Regions from separate parts of the Mus musculus genome. Here region 1 is linked to region 2. The links are chromatin loops, found by intact Hi-C in ENCODE. Cell type or tissue: heart. All regions are shown on one strand. Links, peaks and the distances in the headings refer to the core of each region. The heading gives the core; the rest is flanking DNA.

The links. Peaks named below come from ENCODE experiments on the same cell type or tissue, not always from the same donor. Only the 100,000 strongest peaks of a DNase experiment are listed, where the experiment ranks them.
Region 1: a loop joins it to region 2, with 8 times the contacts of the local background. A loop is called at or near these places in 14 of 42 quality-filtered maps.

Annotation. Positions count from the first base shown.
Region 1 is chr4:133,508,501-133,518,859 of GRCm38, forward strand. It overlaps Gm42323 (predicted gene, 42323), which reads right to left. Exons shown (of 3, transcript NM_001378703.1): 2 at 9,689-9,761; 3 at 4,374-5,552. The coding sequence ends at 5,424. It also overlaps a transcript of Kdf1 not described here. Among named protein-coding and RNA genes, the nearest start is that of Kdf1, 5.3 kb to the right of the region's middle. In heart, for the core only: a CTCF peak has its summit at 4,722 (motif pointing left); a DNase peak (open chromatin) is centred at 4,701.
Region 2 is chr4:133,419,691-133,430,049 of GRCm38, forward strand. It overlaps Slc9a1 (solute carrier family 9 (sodium/hydrogen exchanger), member 1), which reads left to right. Exons shown (of 12, transcript NM_016981.3): 7 at 235-305; 8 at 412-585; 9 at 815-929; 10 at 1,096-1,197; 11 at 1,812-1,884; 12 at 2,297-4,012. The coding sequence ends at 2,637. Among named protein-coding and RNA genes, the nearest start is that of 1700091J24Rik, 10 kb to the right of the region's middle. In heart, for the core only: CTCF peaks have their summits at 3,561 (motif pointing right), 3,763 and 4,621 (motif pointing right); DNase peaks (open chromatin) are centred at 2,491, 3,071, 3,641 and 4,621; H3K27ac peaks cover 333 bases.

The sequences.
Region 1 (10,359 bases), core at 2,845-7,844, 89 kb after region 2:
TCATTAAGCTCACTGGTTTACCAGGCTCTACTGTCTCCTTTGAATAAGTACACATTTGTTCATCTCCCCAAGCAAAGTTCACATAGCAGAAACACACACATGCGCATACAGAGGCTGCCACCACCACCTCCTCCTCCTCCTCCCAGGACTCAGTCTATACAAAGTGCTACTTTGCTTGATAGCCCTAAGCTGTCAAGCACTGCTGGCTCCTGGGCTAGGAGCAAAACCACAGCAAGGGCCAAAGTGGCTTGTAGAGAGCACTGACTGCTGTCCTGTGAGCACTGTCATGAGGAGCCTCCTAGAGGTGACTTTGAACCTGACACCTCATGTGACTGAGAGACAAATTGAGAGCCTAGAAAAGTCCATTCCTTTAGCTCCAAGCTGCCCAGCAAGACAAACCATGTCTGGCCTTATAAGCCTTTCTGTTGCCCGGGGCTCTCAAACTTCACTCTGTCCTCGCCAACTATCATGGCTGCTGGGATCCATACCCACAATCCCTCTGTGTGTCCCCTAATTACTCTTCTTATCTTTTCTTACATGTACCCTGTAAGGACCCAGCATCAATAAGACACAACTCTGGTCCTTTGGCCAGCGATACTGGATCGGCTTCTACATTCTAGACCCTGCCATCTGCCTGAAGTGCTTCGACAGGCAGTTGGTGACGGTGCCAGCCCACAGCTCTACCCCTGCCATCTGCTTTTGGGTCTGGCATTTGCTGCCTCCTCGGAGACTGGCTGAGCCAGCTTTTCTTGACATCTGATGCTGATTCAGACTCTGTCGTGACAGGGGAGCAGAGACCATACTCCGTTCACTTCCCTCCATTTGGCTCCTTGCTTATGTGGCTACAGGCTTGCCATGGTAGCCATGGGTGATAGAAGACCCTGGGAAAGAATAAGACAAGGCTGGGAATTGTACCTAAGGGCTTCTGTTGGCTGGGGTAAAATGCTGTGTCTAGGAGCCCCTTGGTATACCCATGGGATTGGTCAGGCAAAATAACTCAGGGAAAACTTACTTTCTTTCTCTCTCTCTCTCTCCCTCTCTCTCTCTCCCCCTTCCTTCTTTCCTTTCTTTTGTTTTGTCTTTTTGTTGTTTTGTTATTTTTAATTATGCAGGGTCCTATTCTGTAGCCCTGGCTGCCTAGAATTTACTCTGTAAACCAGGCAGACCTCAAATTCCCAGCAATCTGACTGTCTCTACCTCCCAAGTGCGGGGACTGTAGGTGTGTGCATTTTTTTAAAAAGATTTATTATTATATCTAAGTACACTGTACTTAGGTGTGTGCATTTTTTTAAAGATTTATTATTATATCTAAGTACACTGTAGCTGTCTTCAGACACACCAGAAGAGGGCGTCAGATCTCATTACGGATGGTTGTGAGCCATCATGTGGTTGCTGGGATTTGAACTCAGGACCTTCGGAAGAGCAGTCAGTGATCTTAACCGTTGAGCCATCTCTCCAGCCCCCGGTTACAAGATTATTAAGAAAGCAGGACTGAGGCCAGGGAGACAGTTCAGTGGATAAAACACTCCTCATGCAAGCACGAAGCATGAATTTGAACCTTCAGAACGGATGGAAAGCGGAGTGTGTCAGAGGAAAATCAGAGCTGGGGGCTGGAAAGATGGCTCAGCAGTTAAGAGCACTGACTGCTCTTCCAAGAGGTCCAGAGTTTAATTCCCAGCAACCACATGGTGGCACACAGCCATCTATAATGGGGTCTGATGCCCTCTTCTGGTGTGTCTGAAGACAGCTACATTTTCTCATAGATAATAGTGTACACATATATACAATAAACAATTGTTTTTAAAGTAGGTTTTGAAAAAATGTAAGCCAACCAATTTGATCCCTAGCAACTATATAGACCAGGAGTCCACGTACACACTTGTAATCCCAGCACTCTAGAGATGGAGGGAAGCAGCTCAGAAGGTCAAGGTCATTCTCAGCTGCACAGTGACCTTGAAGGTCAGCCCGGGATATGCGAAACCTTGTATCTGCAAAGGAAGGTTGTATTAGCCACTTCTGTGATAAGACACCTTGACCAAAAGCCACTCATGGCAGGGAGACTCTATTCTAGAGTAAGGAGTTGCAGGGCAAGTCCACAGCCATAGTCAAGCATGGCAGAACACGGCAGGCATGGCATCTGGAGCAGGAAGCAGCACACTCACATCTTTTTTTGTGGCGGAAAGATGATGGGACAGGGTCTCCCTCTGAAGCCCTGGCTGACCTGGAACTCACTTTGTAGACCAGGCTGGCCTCAAAGTCTCGGAGATCCACCTGCCTCAGCTTCCCTAGTGTTGAAACTACAAATGTATACCACCATCCCCAGTTTTCATTTTTCTTCTTTAGAACTCTCACCTTTGTTGTGGTTGGTCTGCTGCTGCTCTGTATTCAAGTGCTAAATACTGGCCAGACCCCAAGATCTGGTTGCCCCCAGTGAGGGAGGAGATCCTCATGTATACCAAGTGATGCTATGTAACCTTGCTCCCCAAGTTAATTGGCCAATAAAAGGCTAAAGTCTGTGATTGGGCAATAGATAGTGAGAGGTAGGTGGGTTTTCAGTTACTGGATGGTGGGGGTCACAAGTAGAGAGGTGGAGAGATGGGGAAGAGAGGAGGAAGCCACCATGAGAGGAGATGGACCGTGAGCACACGGCCAGGAGAAACAGCAAGTAACTAGGAGCATATGGCTGAGATGTAAGTCAGAATAGCTCCAATCTGCCCAATCTGGGCTTACAGCTTGTGAATAAAATACCTGGATTGTGTGTCTGTTATGCAGGCTAGCGAGAACAGACCTTTTTCCTTGGCAGCTTCTGCCTGGCCTGCCTGGATGGACTGCACTGCCCTGCTTCTACCTTGCAAGTAAGTAAAAGAAGAACTAACTACTTCAGCACAAGCTCTGCAGGGTGGGGACAGTTGATCTGAGCGGCTGCTCGGTGACTCAGGAGAGGGCAGCATACACACAGGGCCGAAGGGCCAGCACAAAGCAGAGGGTGGGACACACCTCAGCATGCTACTGGAAACAGCACCTAACTTAAACGTATGGATTGACTGGAGAGATGGCTCCGTGGTTGAGGGGAGGTAGTGCCCTTGCAGAGAACTAGAGCTCAGTTCCCAGCACCTATGCTGGTTAGCGACTCAAAACCAGCGGTAAGTCAGGTTCTAGTGTATGCAGTGCTCTCTTCTAGACTCCACAGACACCTGCATTCACACATGCACACGCACACACACACACACAATTTAATTAAAAAAAAATCTCTAAAGCCCGGCGTGGTGGCGCATACCTTTGATCCCAGCACTCGGGAGACAGAGGCAGGCAGATTTCTGAGTTTGAGGCCAGCCTGGTCTACAAAGTGAGTTCCAGGACAGCCAGGGCTACACAGAGAAACCCTGTCTCAAAAACAACAACAACAACAAAAAATCTTTAAAAATGTTTTTTATTTTTTAGATTTTATTTAGGTGTTTGGTGTTTTGCTTACATACATGTACATCTGTGTACAGATGCCCAACAGAGGCCAGAAGAAGGCTTTGGAGTTACAGTTGTGAACAGTCATGTGGGCCCTGGGAATTAAACATGGGTCCTCTGAAACAGCAGCCAGTGCCCGTAACTACTAAACCATCTCTGCAGCCCTTAAAACTATTTATTTAGTTTTATGTGTATGCATGTTTTGCCCACACGTATGTATGTATTTGTTCCACATGTATGCATTGTGCCTGTGAAGGTTAAAATAAGGTACCAAGTTCCCTGGAATTGGAGTTATGAATATTTGTAAGCTGCCATGTGGGGTGCTGAGAACTGAACCCCAATCCTCTGCAAGAGCAACCAGTGCTCTGAACCACAGAATCATCGCTCCAGTCCCAACATTTAAAAAAAGTATATATAAAATAAAATACAACTCATGGAATGTTTATTTCTAGAATTTATTTTGGTTTTGTTTGTTTTGACTGTGTGTGTGTGTGTGTTTTATTTTCTGGGACACTTCTCATTATTTAACCCTGCCTGATCGGGAATGATGAAGACCAGACTGGGCTCAACCTGGCAGCAATCTGCCTGCTTCTGCCTCTTGGATGGATATTCTGGGATTCAAGTGTAAGGCACTACACTGGTCTTTGTTTCTGAAATGTCTCTGTAATGCCATAGTTGGCCACCGGTAACTGAAACTGTAGAAAATGAAGCCGTGGGGGTTGGTGAGATGGCTCAGTGGGTAAGAGCACCCGACTGCTCTTCCAAAGGTCAGGAGTTCAAATTCCAGCAACCACATGGTGGCTCACAACCATCCAATCACGAGATCTGACTCCCTCTTCTGGAGTGTCTGAAGACAGCTACAGTGTACTTACATATAATAAATAAATAAATAAATCTTTAAAAAAAAGAAATTAATTAAAAAAAAAGAAAGAAAATGAAGCCGTGATCAGGGAAAGGCTCCTGTGCCGCCACCCACTACTTTACAGATATTTCAGAGGCACGGAAAGGTTCTGTGGCCTAACCAAATTCACAAACCCAGTAAGTAATAGAGTTGTGCACAGTCCAAAGCCTCTGGCTTCCGAGTTCATCCTGTAAAAAAAAAAGTGCTATCTTAGCCGAAGCTGAGCCCCTCTTCTATGAAAAGTACATTAGTTCAAAGTCTATATTCACACAGCGTGTGGATTGGTGCGCACCCAGAATGCCAACTCAGAGTCCGTGAGCCAACTCTGGGCATTTCCACTGTTGTGTGCTGCCCCCTAGTGCTCCTATGGGAGAATACACCAAGGCAGGCAGCCCTCAAGCGAAGGATGCAGTGAGGCTAACAGAACCTGATTATGGCGCCCATCTACAGTCCCCTGAGCCCCAAAGTGGCTGTGTGTCAGTTTCAAAACAGCCATCCGTGTGTACAGTTGTAATGTGTGTGACTGCTTCACGACCCTGAAACCCAACAGGTCCAACCTAAGTTAATTTAACATCGTTACACCCCCAAGCTCTCTGTCCATCCAGTTGCAGGCGTCAAAGATCTAGATGATCTTTGATACACCTCTCTTCTTGCAGAAGACCACGGACCCAGAAGCCTGAAGTAGAGACCAGAGAAGGTGACTGGAAAAGTATAATCAAACATAGCAGAGCAACAATGGCAAAAACAGAGGACTGATGTCAAAGCTATCGGGCATAAGGTCAAGAGGTACTGCTTACAAAGCCAGGGCCAGGCTGTGACACGGGACAGGAGTGACCCGGTGGGTAGAGGGTGTCCCCAGCATGCTCTGGGCTTGGAGAAAGAAGAAAAGCCATTTCAGTGCTGGAGTGTAGAACGCTTACCTACCATGTGCAAGGCCCCGAGTTTTAGCGCTAATACCAGAAGAAGAAAAAAAAAAGCTTTTAACTAAAACAGAAAAATGTTTTCTGTTAGGGATGTAGCTCGATTGGTAGAGTGCTCACCGGCATGCATGAAGTCCTAGTTTCTATCCCAGCACAGGATAAATCAGGCAGGTCTTGGGGCTGGAGGGGAGGGAGGGGAACCAGGGGTTCAATGTCATCTTCAGGCAATTAGAGAGTTTGAGGCCAGCCTGGGTTATATAAGATTCTGTCTCCTAAACAAACAAACAAACAAACAAACAAACAAACAAACAAACAAACAAACTTGTAAAAACCACTCAAGGAGAAGGGGTGTTAACCTGGATCCTTCACCCCAGAAACCTGTTCCCCTCTCTGTCTTCTTGGACTCTAGGCCAGTGAGCTACTCTGTTGTGCTTTCAGAATGCCATCTTTTGTTTTGTTTGCTTTAACGAGAAGTGAAAATTGAGCATATTCTTGGCTGGGCATTGTGGGGTGGGGTGCACACCTTTAATCACAGCACTCGGGACTGGTCTACAGAGCAAGTTTCAGGACAGACAGAGCTACACAGAGAAACCTTGTCTCAAAAAACAAAACAAGGACTGAGATGGCTCAGAGGGTAAGAGCACTGAATGTTCTTCTGAAGGTCCTGAGTTCAAATCCCAGCAACCACATGGTGGCTCACAACCATCTGTAATGGGATCTGATGCCCTCTTCTGGTGCATCTGAAGTCAGCTACAGTGTACTTATGCATAAATAAATCTTTAAAAAACAAAAAAAAACAAAAATTGTACTTATTATTTTATTTTTGTTTGTTTATTCTCATTTTTTTATGTTTTTTGGCACAGGGTCCCATTGCATAGCTCAGGCTGGATTCAAACTCACCATGGAGCTAGAGATTCAAGTCTGCCCTCAGACTTGAAATCCCTGTCCCCAGCTTTCTGCATACCCGGCTTTTAAGTTATTTTGTCGTGTGTGTGTGTGTGTGTGTGTGTGTGTGTGTGTGTGGTGTGCATGTGTGTATGTGTGCGTGTTTGTGTGTGTAGTGTGGTGTGCATGTGTGTGTGTAGTGTGGTGTACATGTGTGTGTGTGGTGTGCATGTGTGTATGTGTGTGTGTTTGTGTGTGTAGTGTGGTGTGCATGTGTGTGTGTGTGTGTGTGTGTGTGTAGCGTGCTGGAGTGTAGAACTATATCACCTAGGAAACAGGCCTGTGTGCACACAGAGGCCAGAAGAGGAGATTTGAACTAAAGCACTCAGGCTTGTGCAACAAGTGCTGTCACCCTGATCCATCACCCTGGCCCCTTAAAACACTTTGAAGTATCACTTTAACTGCAATAACTCCATTTATAGTACTATACAACCTCTTTTCAAAAATGTTTTCATCACTCCAACAAGAACTGTGTACCTAGGAAGCCATGGCTATCCATGATCTCCAGTCTAGCACTGAGTCCACTCTTTTTGCCTCTGTGAATTTAACTAGTCTTAATATGTTACATACTCATTTTATTTTAGGCAGTACTGGGGATTGAAGTTAGGGCCTGATGCACCAAGGACAGACACTCTACCACTAAGCTATATACACAGACAGTAATATTTCCTATTTGTGAAAACATGCAGTCTTTTTCCTTTCTTATATGCCTTATTTCACTTAACATACATGTCTGCAAGGTTCGTCTATGGTGTGACATGGTGTAAAACAAAAAATGTCTTCCTTTTTATGGCTAAACAATATTTATATATATATATTGCTTACCCAGTCATCTCTCATTGAACTCTTGGGTTGTCTGGTAATGGTGAAAAATGTCACAATGAACAATGAACACTTGTGATAGTTAATCTCAATTGTCAGTTCGATAAGATCTAGAATCGCCTAGGAGACTGTGAGAGACCAGCTAGAGGTCAGGTTAACTGACATGGGAAGACCTGTCGTCCACCAAGGGCGACCCCATTCCCTGGCTGGGACCCTGACCGTGCATTCATTGCTCTCTGCTTCTGGTGGCTATGATGTGACCACCTGTCTCAGGCTGCTTCCATAGCTTCACTATGATGGGCCAAACCCTGGAACTTTAAGCCAAAATAAACCCTTTCTCTCACAAGTTGCTTTTCTCAGTCCCCTGCTTTGTGTTGTTTAAATCACAACAACAGGAAAACAAAACAAACACTCTGTGGGTGAAATGAGATCACACCCTGCTTGTCTGAGACAGAATCTCACTAAATAGCTGAGACTGACCATAAACCCATGATCCTCCTGCCTTAGCCTCCTGAGTATTGGGATTATAGGTATGTGCCCCCTACTCAGTTATCATTCTCATTTGAAAAAATATTGATTTACCTGGGTGTGGTGATGTCCACTTTGAATCCCAATACTTGGGAGGCAGAGGCAGGTAGGTCTCTGAGTGTTTGAGGATAGCCAGGATTACATAGCAAGACCCTGTCTCCGAACAACAGCAGTGACTGGAGAGATAGCTGAACTAAGAGCATACACTGTTCTTCCAGAGGACCTGAGTTTGATTCCCAGCACCCACATCAGGCAGCTCACCATTGCCCGTACCTCCAGCTCCAGGGGATTCTAACACATCTGGCTTCAGTGGGCACCTGCATTCACAAGAGACACAAAATTAAAAACAACTTAAAAGGTTTAAGCCACCACCACTAAAACTCACTCACCCATTGATTTATTCATTTAGGGGCTATGCCATGAAGCTCTTGTGGCAGTCCAAGGACAACTTCTATGGCTCTCTCCTTCAGTGATTGGAACTCAGGACATCAGGCTGCAAGCACCATCACCCACTGAACCATCTCATCTGCCCCACTGAGTCTTGTTTTTTGTTTTATGAAATAGGCTGGAGAAAATGAACTTGCTACTTTTTTATTTTTAGATCAAAGTAGCCCAAATAACAGCAATGTTGTATGATTCAGCCTAATATTGTGCCTAAACACATAGCAATTCTGGTTGGTTTTTGGACTACATGAGAAGGACCCCTATCATATGAACTCCTGGACTGGCCTTTCGTACTGTGTTCCACTAGCACAGTAAGCCATACTTCCGGCCTCCATTTGTTTCCTACGCTCTATAAAGTGCTTGAACTTTCTGCACTTCTGTATCTCCTGTCAGTGGTGTTTGTATTTCCTTTTTGAGGCCATCATGAACAATTGTTCTTGGTTGGTTGGTTGGTTGGTTGGTTTGGCTTTTCAGTCTCCTATAGCCCAGGATGGCTTTGAACTCCTGATCTTCCTGCCTCCACCGTCCAAGTGCTGGGATGACAGACGGTGGCAGCACACCTTGCTGAAGAGTTTCTTTTCTTTCTCTCTTTTTTTCCTTCGGTTTTTGAAACAGGGTATCTCTGGGTAGCCATGGCTGTCCAGGAACTCATCCTGTAGACCAGCCTGACCTCGAACTCACAGAGATCCATTTGTCTCTGCCTCCTGAGTGCCAGGATTAAAGGTGTGCACACCTGGCTGAACGGGTCTCTACCAGTCCCGTACACGGCATTGCAAGAGCGTCTCACGAATGTGCCCTAGAACAGGCCTTGCTAGGCTTAGAGTTTGCAGAAGTGCCACTGTACACAAGGTGGCTCATTTTCTGAATTCCAAAGGGGAATATGGTGTACCCCTTGTCCATCCTTGCCCCAGAAGGAAGTGTGATAGACTGTGGGAAGTTCTGCCACTGGGCCTTTGCTGGGAACTTGCCACAGGGATCTCTCCCAAACCTGTCATTTCCATGTGTGACCTTCTTTGTCCTCCCCAGTTGACAGAGGTACCTTTTAAAATTGTTTGTTTGTTTACTTATTTATTTACTTATTTATTTATTTATTGGTTTTTTTTGAGACAGGGTTTCTCTGTGTATCCCTGGCTGTCCTGGAACTCACTTTGTAGACCAGGCTGGCCTCAAACTCAGAAATCTGCCTGCCTCTGCCTCCCAAGTGCTGGGATTAAAGGTGTGTGCCACCATGCCCCTCATGGTTTTTTTTGTTTGTTTGTTTGTTTTTTTGAGATGGGGTCTCTCTACATAGTCCTGCCAATCCTGGAACTCACTCTGTAGACCAGGCTGGCCTGGAACTCACAGAGGTCCACCTTACTGCCTCCAAAGAGCTGGGATTAAAGGCATGTGCCACCACATCTGGCTAGAGAGGTCTATATCTACAGAGGGGACACTGGAAAATGGAAAGTGACTTGCTCCCATGTCAAACAGTTCAAAAAGAGCAAGAAAGACATCAGGGACTATGTTGGCTGTGGAGGCGCATGCCTGTGATCCCAGCACTCCATAGATAAGAGGAGCAAGTCTTCAAGGGCAGCCTTGGCTACATAGGGAGCTAGAGGCCAGCCTGGGGTACATGAGACTTTGTCTCAGAAAACTTGAACAATCTACGGCTGCACCCCTGGGAACATACCTGATCTAGGCTGATCTTGACTCGAAGCAGGACAGGATATGGCTGGTCTTCCCAGGATCTTGTATTGGAAGACCTAGGTAAGAGGAGCTGAAGAGAGAGTTCTGCCTCAGAGAGCACTGGCTGCTCTTCAAAGTTCCAAGGTCCCCAGTTCGACTCTCAAGTGCTCACATAACAGCTCACAACCCTCTGTAACTCCAGTTCCAGGGCATCCCATGCCCTCCTCTGCTCCCTTACCTGTGGGCACAAGGCACGCAAGTGGTGCATGGATGTACAAGCAGGCAAGACATTCATACATATAAAAACATTTAATGTAAAAAAAGAGAAACCTAAATAAGTGAATATGTAGACAGACAGATAGATAGACAAGAGATCATTGCCTAGCTATTCAAACAGTGAAGAATATTTACTAAGCAGTTGGTATGTGCCAGGCGCTGTACTAGGGAAACAAGACCAGACCTTACCCTCAAGGTCAGAGGCTAAAAGGAGGAGACAAAAGACAGGAAAGCAACAGTCTGCTGGGAACTATAATAAAGAGTCCAGAGAACTGTTCCACATGACAGAGCTAGGGACTCAGGGGCCCGGACGGCTTCCCAGGAGGCATGCATGCCCTTTAAGTAGGAGCTTTGCGGCCCGGTAGGCGCCCCATGGGCTCTCCGATACTTCCAGGACAC
Region 2 (10,359 bases), core at 2,472-7,471:
GTGTGAGCGCTTGGGAGCCCAGGAGGCTCTGTCATTAGGTTCAAGTGGGTTCTGAGAAGGGGACTCACCAGAGTGTGGCCTGGGCTTCAGGAGGAGTAACGGGAAGGCGCCACCTCCTGGCTCTTCCTGGAACTGTAGGGGGCAGGCTAAGCGGAGCCATAGTTGGGGAAAAGGTGGGTGGAGTGGGGAAGGAGGCCAGCAGTAAGGCTTGACCTGGCCCTGGGCCCATTTCAGTTCCTGGACCACCTTCTGACAGGCATCGAGGACATCTGTGGTCATTATGGCCACCATCACTGGAAGGACAAGTAGGTGAAGGTCTGGTGGGCAGGAGGGTGGGAAGGACATTTAAGGGTCCTTGGGGAACGTCCTCGTGCCTAGGAACTAGCCCCCTCCGTCTCCCTCGTCCCACAGGCTCAACCGTTTTAATAAGAAGTATGTGAAGAAGTGCCTGATAGCAGGAGAGCGCTCCAAAGAGCCCCAGCTCATTGCCTTCTACCACAAGATGGAGATGAAGCAGGCCATTGAGCTGGTGGAGAGCGGAGGCATGGGCAAGATCCCATCTGCTGTCTCCACTGTCTCTATGCAGTGAGTACCACTGGCAGATCTGGGCAGCATCTCTACCCCATGCTAGCTCCCTCAGCCTAGCCTGAGATGGACTCCAGGGCTACGCTGTTGCCTAGCTGGTCAAGTTGGGCTTGAGGTCCTTGCGGCCATTCTAAGGACTTGGGACATTGGCAACCCACCCCTGGGCTTTTGACCCCAGCATGGCCTTGTGCTGTCAAAGAGAGACCTAACCTGTGTTCTGTTGTCCCAGGAACATCCACCCCAAGGCTGTGACTTCAGACCGCATCTTGCCAGCACTGTCCAAGGACAAGGAGGAAGAGATCCGCAAAATCTTGAGGAGCAATCTGCAGAAAACCCGGCAACGGGTGAGGTCCCGTCTCAGCCTGGCCCTCCTTAGCTTCTCTCCTGTGTGCACCCTCGGCACCTCCTCCGCCCTTCTCCTGCCTCCCACACCGCCAGAGCCTCTCTGGCTCTGGCCTCCCAGCCTGGATTCTGAGCCCTCTCCTGCTCTGATGGCTGTTCCCCCCTCAGCTGCGGTCCTATAACAGACACACGCTGGTGGCCGACCCCTACGAGGAAGCCTGGAACCAGATGCTGCTCCGGAGGCAGAAGGCCCGGCAGCTGGAGCAGAAGGTGCGTTGCCGGGCTCTGTCCAGCTCCTCTTCGGGCACGCACCGAGCTACTTTAGAAACAGACAGGGAGGTTTGTTAACGGGGTAAGAGTTTGGGCTTTATCCTAGAGGAGTGACTGTCGGGGAAAGAGAAAGGAGTGAGCGTGAGGGACACAGGAAGGGACACTAGTAAGACGTGGTGACTGGGTTACCAGTTTGAAGTGGGGCCACTGGGGAGGTAGAGGTCCAGCGTGGCCAAGAAGGAGCACCGTGTGCTGAAAAGCAAGGCGCTGAGCTCAGTCTCGGTGCGCTGGGTTTGCGACACCCAGGGTGCACAGGACTTAGGTATGCTGCCTGGGTTGGTTTTTGTTTTTATTGTTATTGTTCTATTTTTGTTTTAATCTGAAACCTTGGGGATCAGGTGTGGGGTGGAGGCAAAGCTAGAGAAGAATCGATGTGTCTGAGATTCTCAGAAAGCTAGCACGGCTTTCTGGGAGCCTGGGACAAGGCCCTGGAAGGCCCTGAAGCGCCGGTGTGGGTGGCCAGCACACTCTCAGTGAGAGCCTGCTGCCTGCGTGTCTGGCAGAGGACTTCTGCCAGCCCACCGTCCACTCAACCTGTCCTCTCTCTCTGTCAGATCACCAACTACCTGACAGTACCGGCCCACAAGCTGGACTCGCCCACCCTGTCTCGGGCCCGCATAGGCTCAGGTAAAGAGCTAAAGAAGGGCCCTCAGGCGGGACAGGCCTCAGAGAGGCAACGGGAAGTTAGTTTTTCCCCAGGAGCTTCATTTGTATCTAGAGGGCTGGGTGTGTTAACAGAGAGGGCAGCATAGCCTACCTGTCAAACCCGGGCACAAAGGGACTGCCTGGGTTCAGGATGGGGACTGTGATGGAGCTGTGACACAGAGCACCATGGCAGGGATGGAGAGGCAGTGGGAGTCCTTGTCCAGGGGGAAGAGCATCTGGTAACAGAGCGGTCACTCAGGAAACTGTGGATCCCAGAGACATGATTGCCTTCATTGGAAGGTCTGAGGGACACTAGCACAGGCTGAGGGCTGTTGAGGTGTGGCCATCCCATCAGGGCTCAGGGACAGAACCTGTCTATGCTCTCAATCCACAGACCCACTGGCCTATGAACCCAAGGCAGACCTGCCTGTCATCACCATTGACCCGGCCTCCCCACAGTCCCCTGAGTCTGTGGACCTGGTGAACGAGGAGTTGAAGGGCAAGGTCCTAGGGCTAAACCGGGGTCCCAGGGTGACTCCGGAGGAGGAGGAGGAAGATGAGGACGGCATCATCATGATTCGGAGCAAGGAGCCCTCATCCCCAGGCACCGACGACGTCTTCACCCCTGGATCAAGTGACAGCCCCAGCTCCCAGAGAATACAACGCTGCCTCAGTGACCCAGGCCCCCACCCTGAGCCTGGGGAGGGAGAGCCTTTCATCCCCAAAGGACAGTAGAGCCAGGCTAGTGGGTGTCCCACAGACTCTCCCACGAGAGTGGGGGCTGGGCGCTCCTCTTGTCTCCTGACCTGGATTGGCTCTGCCCCCTTCCTCCGCATGGCAGCTGGGCCCACAGCCCCCACTGCAGCACGGCTTGCCCCTGCCTCCTGGGAAGGGTCCTCTCCTACAGAACTGCCTTCCCAATCCATCCATTTGGCGGACGGCTGGGCTGCTGAGGCAGGCCCCGCCCCATCTCTAGATCCAGGCTCTCCCATAGTGGAACCAGGGCTCCTCAAGGCCCTCCTTCCCTCCAGCCCCTCCTCATCCAGACCAACTCTCCATCCTTGATCATCATTTCTAACCAAAGAGCCACTGGCTCCACTGTGGTCCCAGCAGGAAAGGAGGGAGCTGAGCCTTCCGTGGCCGTGACTGGGCCCCTGTATCAGAGGACAGCAGGCCTGTGGCTGGGAAACAGACCCGTGACCCATAGCAGAGCTGCCCACGGCAGCGCCACGGTTCTCCCGCTAGCCTCGGTGCTCTGGCCACCACCCGAGCTGTCCTTACTCAGAGCTGCGGGCTGAGGGCGTCTCTGAGCTTCTCTGCTGGGCGCTGGGGCACATTCGACAGTGACATGATTGGGGTGATGAGGACCACTGGGCCTTAGTGGGGCTTACACGGGAGGGACTGTCCGAGGCGCTGGAAAGTGTCCTCTACTTACACTTGGCTTATTTGCACCTCACTGTAAGTATGATTCTGTTTGCACAGAGGCACTCTTGTTTTCAGACCCTTTGAGTCCCCCATGCCAGTCAGAGCTCTGCCCTTTCCCCCTCGTCCTTCCTCGTGTCTAACACCGTCCCTTAAATGGAACCTCTGCTGCTGGGGGCCCTTGCCCACAGCACCGATTCTGATGTGGCCCAACCTGTCATGACTCAAGCTCACCAGCAGGGGGCCTCCTGGTACCTCCTTTGCTCTTGGGCCTGCTTTTACTTCTGTTGGCCAGTTCTACCACCACCCCTTATCTGGACCACTCTCTTTCCTGCATTCTGTAGAGTAGAAAGTACTGGACCCCCTAGAGGCCTTTGCTCACAGGCACACACTCCCTACCGCCACCATGGCTGGGGCCAAGCCCATGGGTATCTGCCCAACCCCTGGGCACTCCCTCCCCAGGATCGTGCAATAATAGTCAGAGGGTCCCTCCCAGGGGATGGGGCCATGGGTGCATGGCCCAGCTGTCTCCTCTCCATGCAAGTGCTGTTTTGGGCAGGAGTTGCCAGGCAGGGTGACATCGACAACCATGTACAAAGCCACCGCAGCTGCTGCCGCTCTGCCGCCTGTACAAAGGAAACTGAACCTTTTTCATATTCTAATAAATCAATGTGAGTTTTTGATAAGAGTCCAGGGCTGCTTCCTGGGCCTGGGGGACTTCAGGAAGGAGGGCGTCAGAGGAACTCAACTCAAAGACTGAAACAGAAACATTGTTACCACCAGCTGCTGTGTGGTCCAGTGTGCAGATGCTGGAGTTACACTGTGATATGTCTCTCCATGTGCTGGGGCCGCAGCTTGGTGCTAAAAAGCCTCGGTGGTCACACAGTCGGAAAACCCCTAGTTTGTGAATGGTGAGCATAGTAGGCAGGTGCTGTCAGGAAGACTCCTGACTATGGCATGCCCAACTGCCACCTGCAGAGGCCAGTCGGAGAAGGGATCAGATACATCCAAATATAACAGTCCTAACACGTGCAGGCCTGAGAAAGCCCACTATGGGACATCCCTCCTTTGGAATTCCTCCATTTTCCTTAATTAGGTCGATGTTTAATGAGCCAGCGTGTCTGACTCAGTAACGTAGGAGGGAAGGACAAACCTTGTAGTTTATGGTTGGGGGTCTAAGGGCAGTACAAAGTCTCTAAGCTGTGTCCTCACCTGGGAATTAGAGACTTCCCTGTTGGAAGAAGGGGTCCCTGTATAAAGAAGAGATGGGAACTGAGGTGCAATTCCAGTACCAGACCACCAGAGGGCAGTGAAGTCTCAGTACTGTCTAAGAGGCTCTGCCCAGCCTGGGACCTGGACTCAGAGCTGACTTGTCTTAGGATATCTGAATTGGGCCATGGCAAAAGAATTATAGGCGAGAACCACACTGTGCATTCCTGTATTGATGTCCCAGCAGGAAACAGCTGGAACACTCAAAGGGTATGGGCAATGTTGGATGAGGACCAGTGACCCCTACTCCTCAGCAAGAGCACAGGGCTTCTGCCCAGTCCCCCTCGGAGGCAGAAGTAGGAGGGTTCTTTGGGGCCAACCTGGGGGTTCCATGGGCGCTCTATCTCAAAGATAGCAATAATAAAAAGCTTTAGAGCTGAAAGGGTGAAGGCTGTGCCTCTGGAAGGTGTTGTCCCACCATGGCTGTGGCCACAGATAATGGCACTGCTCCCTGTGGGTTAGAATTTTCATTCAGATTTTCCTGACTGGGATGGCTCAGTGGTTAACCACTGCACACACATGCACATAACTGCATACAGGCATTTACATATACATACAATAAAATAATTCTTGCCTGATTCCAACCCGTCTTTCTGCCTGTCCCCGTTGAATAGGAGGGCTTAGTTTCCTTCTGATAACCCAACCAGATTGTCCTGTAGCCGATGCCCTTGACCCTCTTCCTGCCTTTTGGGGAAACCACATACAGAATCCAGCATGACCACAAATCGAGGGACTAAAAGCAGAGCTCAGGGCCTAACACTTGCAACAGCAGGCGCTTCACCTGCGGAGCCCTCTCCTTTTAAAGCCTCCTGACTAGTTAGTGTGCGTGCTTGGGTTCAGAGGCCCAGCATTCAGTGAGAGCTGACCTAGGGGGGTGCTGCTGTAGGCTCAGTGCCGGGGAGGCAGAGATGACGGCAGGAGCCCGCCCGGGGCCTTGCTAGGCAGCCATTTCAGCCGAGTCAGCAAGCTCTGCTCAGCAAGAGTCCCTCTCCCAGAAAGTGGACATGGGGGAGCGAGATGCGGTGGGGCTCACCCTTAACCCCAGCACTTGGGAGGCAGAGGCAGGAGGACCTGAGTGTAAGGCCAGCCTGGTCTACACAGTGAGTTCTAGGACAGCCAGAGTGAGACCCTAATAGTGAAGAATGGTGAGAATCTAACTAATAACGAAAAGCAGAATACTGGTGACGGCTTAGTGGTAAGGGCATTTGTCACCAAGCCTGATGGCTTGAGTTTGATCCATGGGGCTCACATGGTGGAAGAAGAAATTTGATTTTCTTTCTTTTTATTTATTCACTTTACATTCTGCTCACTGTCCCCCACCCCCACCCCCAATTCCACAACCCTATCCCTGTCCTCCCTCTCCTTCTCCTCTTTAGCAGGTGGGGGCCCCCTGGGCATACCCCCACCCTGGCACATCTCTGTGAGGCTAGGTTCATCCTCTCCCACTGAGGCCAGACCAGGCAGCCCAGCTAGAACATATCTACCTACCTACGTACAGGCAACAGCTTTTGGGATTGCCCGCACTTCAGTTGTTCAGGACCCACATGAAGACCAAACTGCACATCTGCTACATATGAGCAGGGAGGCCTAGGTCCAGCCTGTGTGTGTATGTGTGTGCTCTTTGGTAGTTCAGTCTCTGAGAGCCCCAGGGGTCCAGGTTAGTTGACTGTGTTGGTCTTCCTGTGGAATTTCAGTCCCCTTGGGGGACCTAATCCTTCTACCGATTCTTCCAAAGGAGTCCCTGAGCTCCATCCACTGTTTGGCTGTGGTCTCTGCATCCATCTGAGTCAGCTGCTGGGGTGGGGGTGGGGGGGGCTCTCAAAGGACAGCCGTGCTAGGCTCCTGTCTACAAGTATAACAGAGGATCATTAATAGTGTCAGGGATTGGTGCTTGCCCATGGGATGGGTCTCAAGTTGGGCCAGTGACTGGTTGGCCGTTCCCTCAGTCTCCGCTCCATCCCCCCTCCCTGCAGTTCTTGTAAATTGTGGGTTGAAAGTTTTGTGGGTGGGTTGGTGTCCCTATCGCTCCACTGGGGTTCCTGCCTGGCTACAGGAAGTGGCCTCTTCAGGTTCCATGTCCCCAGTGCTGTGAGTCACAGCTAAGGTCACCCCCATTGAGAACTGATTTCCTAACAAGTAGTCCTCTGTTGTGTTCCAGAGCCCAGCATCCACACGAAGAGCTGGCCCAGAAGTGTGCTACTGTAATCTCGCTGAAGGGAGGTCAAGACAGGAAGATCAGGAAATGTGTCCTGTGGCATGCATGTGCACGCACACACAAGGATGTACTAACTATAATTTTAAAAATCTGAATAAATATCAATATGAAGATAAGCTTTAAGGGACTGCAGAGATGGCTCCGCAGTTAAGACCACTGGCTGCTCTTCAAGAGGACCAGGGTTCAATTCCCAGAGCCCACATAGCAGCTCACAACTGTCTGTAACTCCAGGTCCAGGGGTTCCATCAGACATAGATGCAGGCAAAACACCAATGAACATCAAATAAAGATAAATCTTTTTTTTTTTTAATTAAAAAAGAAGCATAAAATTTGAAGGTGATAAAAAGGTGATAAGGAAACCACCCAGTGTGAGCCTCTGGCCTCCTTGCACACACCCATATTTAATACGGACACACAGACACACAGAAAGTTTTTTAAAAGGTAGGGAGATTAGCCTGAATATCGTCTGAAATACCTTTGTAATTAATATAATCACCAAGTTGTTTTGTTTTGTTTTAAGAATTATTTTTTGGGCTGGTGAGAGGGCTCAGTGGCTAAGAGCACTGACTGTTCTTCCGGAGGTCATAAGTTTAAAAGCCGGCAACCACATGGTGGCTCACAACCGTCCATAATCAGAAACAAATAAAGAACCTATGGGCCAGAGCAAGACCTCTGAAGTCAGTGCTCATAGCCACTGCGCCATCTCTCCAGCCCCCATCACCAAGGGTTCTGCACGCTGGGCAGGAGGATGTTATAGATATGGCTCAATTAAGTGTTCTTCCTTTTCTTGCAGAAGACCAGAGAGGTTGGTTCACAGCACCCATACCGGTACCCCCAACCCCAGGGATGTTGACACTGTTTTCTAGCCTCAGGCACCTAAGTACATGTGCATATACATAATGCTGCCCCCTCACACACACACACACACACACACACACACTCAGGTGTGAGCCGGAGAGAATCGCTGCAGCAGTGAGTGTGGCCCCAGGAGAATTTGAAGCAGCTGCTCGTGCAGTTTCCTGTGCTTTCTGGGCTTGTCCAGACCTGACGTCGCAGTTGCTGTTTAATCCTAGAGTGCCAGCATGTGTGTCCGGTTTTATGAGAAGGTCAGATACTCTCTGGTCAGTTCTGGTTGCTGAGGTCTCGTGGTGTCCCACAGTCAGGCATTTGGCCCCCATCGTGTCCAGTGTGAGCCAAGTCACTGCCATGGTTTAATACAGCACCCGGAGGGTCTGTAGTACCACGAATCTAGTATTGGAGCTTGTCCACCCAGCATCTCTCTGTGCCATGGCCTCGTCTCACTCCTGCTCGCGTGTCTGGGCAGCATCCTCCGCTGCCAGCACCTGCTTGGGGCCTCTCTTCCCCAAGACTCCTCAAGTCACATTGTTATAGAGTTCATAGAAATGGCTTCAGGGGCACAGGTGGATGTGGTGTGTACTGAACCCCAAATCTCAAGTCCCATGAAGTCTCACCCTTTGCCTTTTTCTTTAACGAAGGTCATGTAACACATTTGGCCACCTGCCTCTCCTCTCAGAGGCAAGATCTTGACAGGCCCTGGACCACTGGGTCCCCCAGAAGCCTCACTGACATGACCGCCCCCGAATTTTTTGGTGAGACTTGCTCTCCTTCTTTTATTGATTTTTTTTTTACTAGTTATACTGTGTTTTTATTTACGTTGCATGCATGGGTGTGTGTGCGTGTGGAGGTCAGAGGACAACTTGCGGGAGTCAGTTCTCTCCTTCCACCGTGTAGGTCCTAAGGATCAAACTCAGTCAGCCATCCCTCTGGCCCACTCCCTTTTGCAAACATTCCTAATGTAGACACAACATCCCACTCACCGGGCCCTGAAGCGGAAACTTCTGGTTTCTTTGGAAAGTCGGTTACGTCAAATGATGCTTTGCTGGGCCCACAGGTGAAAGGATGATTTGCTAAAGACGACAGGAAAGAATGGTGTCCTGAAGCAGACACAGGTGAAAGGATGTTTTGTTGATGAAGCAGATGTGTGAAGTCATGTTTTGCTGAAGCAGACACAGGTGACAGTGTAGTGCCAGGGAAATGTCAGTGATGTCCCAAAACATAGACAGGAGCCAATCTGATGCAGCTCACAGCAGGGTCTTCATTCTATTCGAGCTAGCTCGGGCCCCTGCAACACAACACTGTCAGGAAGGACAGTTTTGGTGGTGGTGGAGCCTCGAATGTCTATCAGGGCAAACTTTATAGTAAGCAGCAAGCAGGGAGTACATGTGCAAGCATCTAATTGGAAAGCTGCTGCGGCCTTTACCATAATTGGCTGGAGCTGGGAGTCAGATCATAAACTTCTGTTCCCCTCTGCACTGGTGGTCGATAGGCAGGGGTGGACTTGTAACCTGGGGTGCAGGTTTGTTGGGGGAATAACCTGGAGGGGCTGGTCTTATTGAGGGTGTAACCTGGAAACACTGGTTTTGTTGGTGATTAGCCTAGAGAGTGGAGCTAGGCTCCGGTTCTAGGCAACTTGGAAACTAATGCTAGGTACCAGCCTGTTAGTTTACCTGAGCTCAAAGTTAGGTCACTTTCTCGAAAATGGAGTCTGAACTTAAAAGATTTGGCCTCATAAAAGAAAATTTTGCTAAAGCAGACATGTAAAAGGATGCATGGTGTTAAGGAATATAAATATAACTCAACAGGCAGTGGACAACACTGGATGGTATTGGTACACCTTGCCCTTCCTCACTGGTCACTGTTTGTCGTGACTTCGTAGAAAGAAACGCACCAAAAACTGGTGGTGTCCTGGCAGCTTCTTGCTGCTTCCTTGGACTTGGGGACAGAGTGAAGTGGAAGTTTCTGGATATGTCTGATACAGACACCTGTGGAGTTTTGCTAAGAGGGACTCATGTGGTGTTTTGCTGAGGCAAGATTGGTGGGAGGACATGTGACATAGGACTCATGGACAGCAACTGCTAGCTTTGCAGCGTTTCTCTGGTCTCCCATCTTCACTGATCACTCCTGCTGACTCCTGCGGATCTGGCGGAGGGCTGGCTGTTTCTGCTGAATCAAGCTACCACTGCTGACTCAAGTTTGCTGTCCTGACATGACTGAACTGAACTCCTGGTATCCTGACAATTGAAGATTGAAATTGCCCCCCAAGGAACTACCGCTAAACAGCAGAGCCTCTTGGCTTCTTCTGGATCGAGTTGCCAAAGCTGATTTGTGCTCAACTGCTGATTTCCTGATGATGCAGATTGGGTTTGCTCCAAAGAACTGTTTCTAAACAAGTCCACGTATCCCGTATCCTAGTAACCTTTCTTTTTCACTATCTCAGGTGGGTAGTGAGCTAGAAGGGAGGTTAAAGTATTTAAGAATCCTTATTAAAAGTAGGTTTTGAAAAAAATCTGAGCCTACAGGGCCCATTGCCATCATGTCAGTAAAGTGATGGGCTAGCCTGATGCTTAGAACTTTGTCATGATAACTGATGACCCCTTGGGTTATAATGTGACAAATAGAAGGGGTGTGGGCAGAGCCCAGAGGTGACAGTGAGGTCAGCATTTGGGGATTTTCTTGGTCAAGGTTCTACT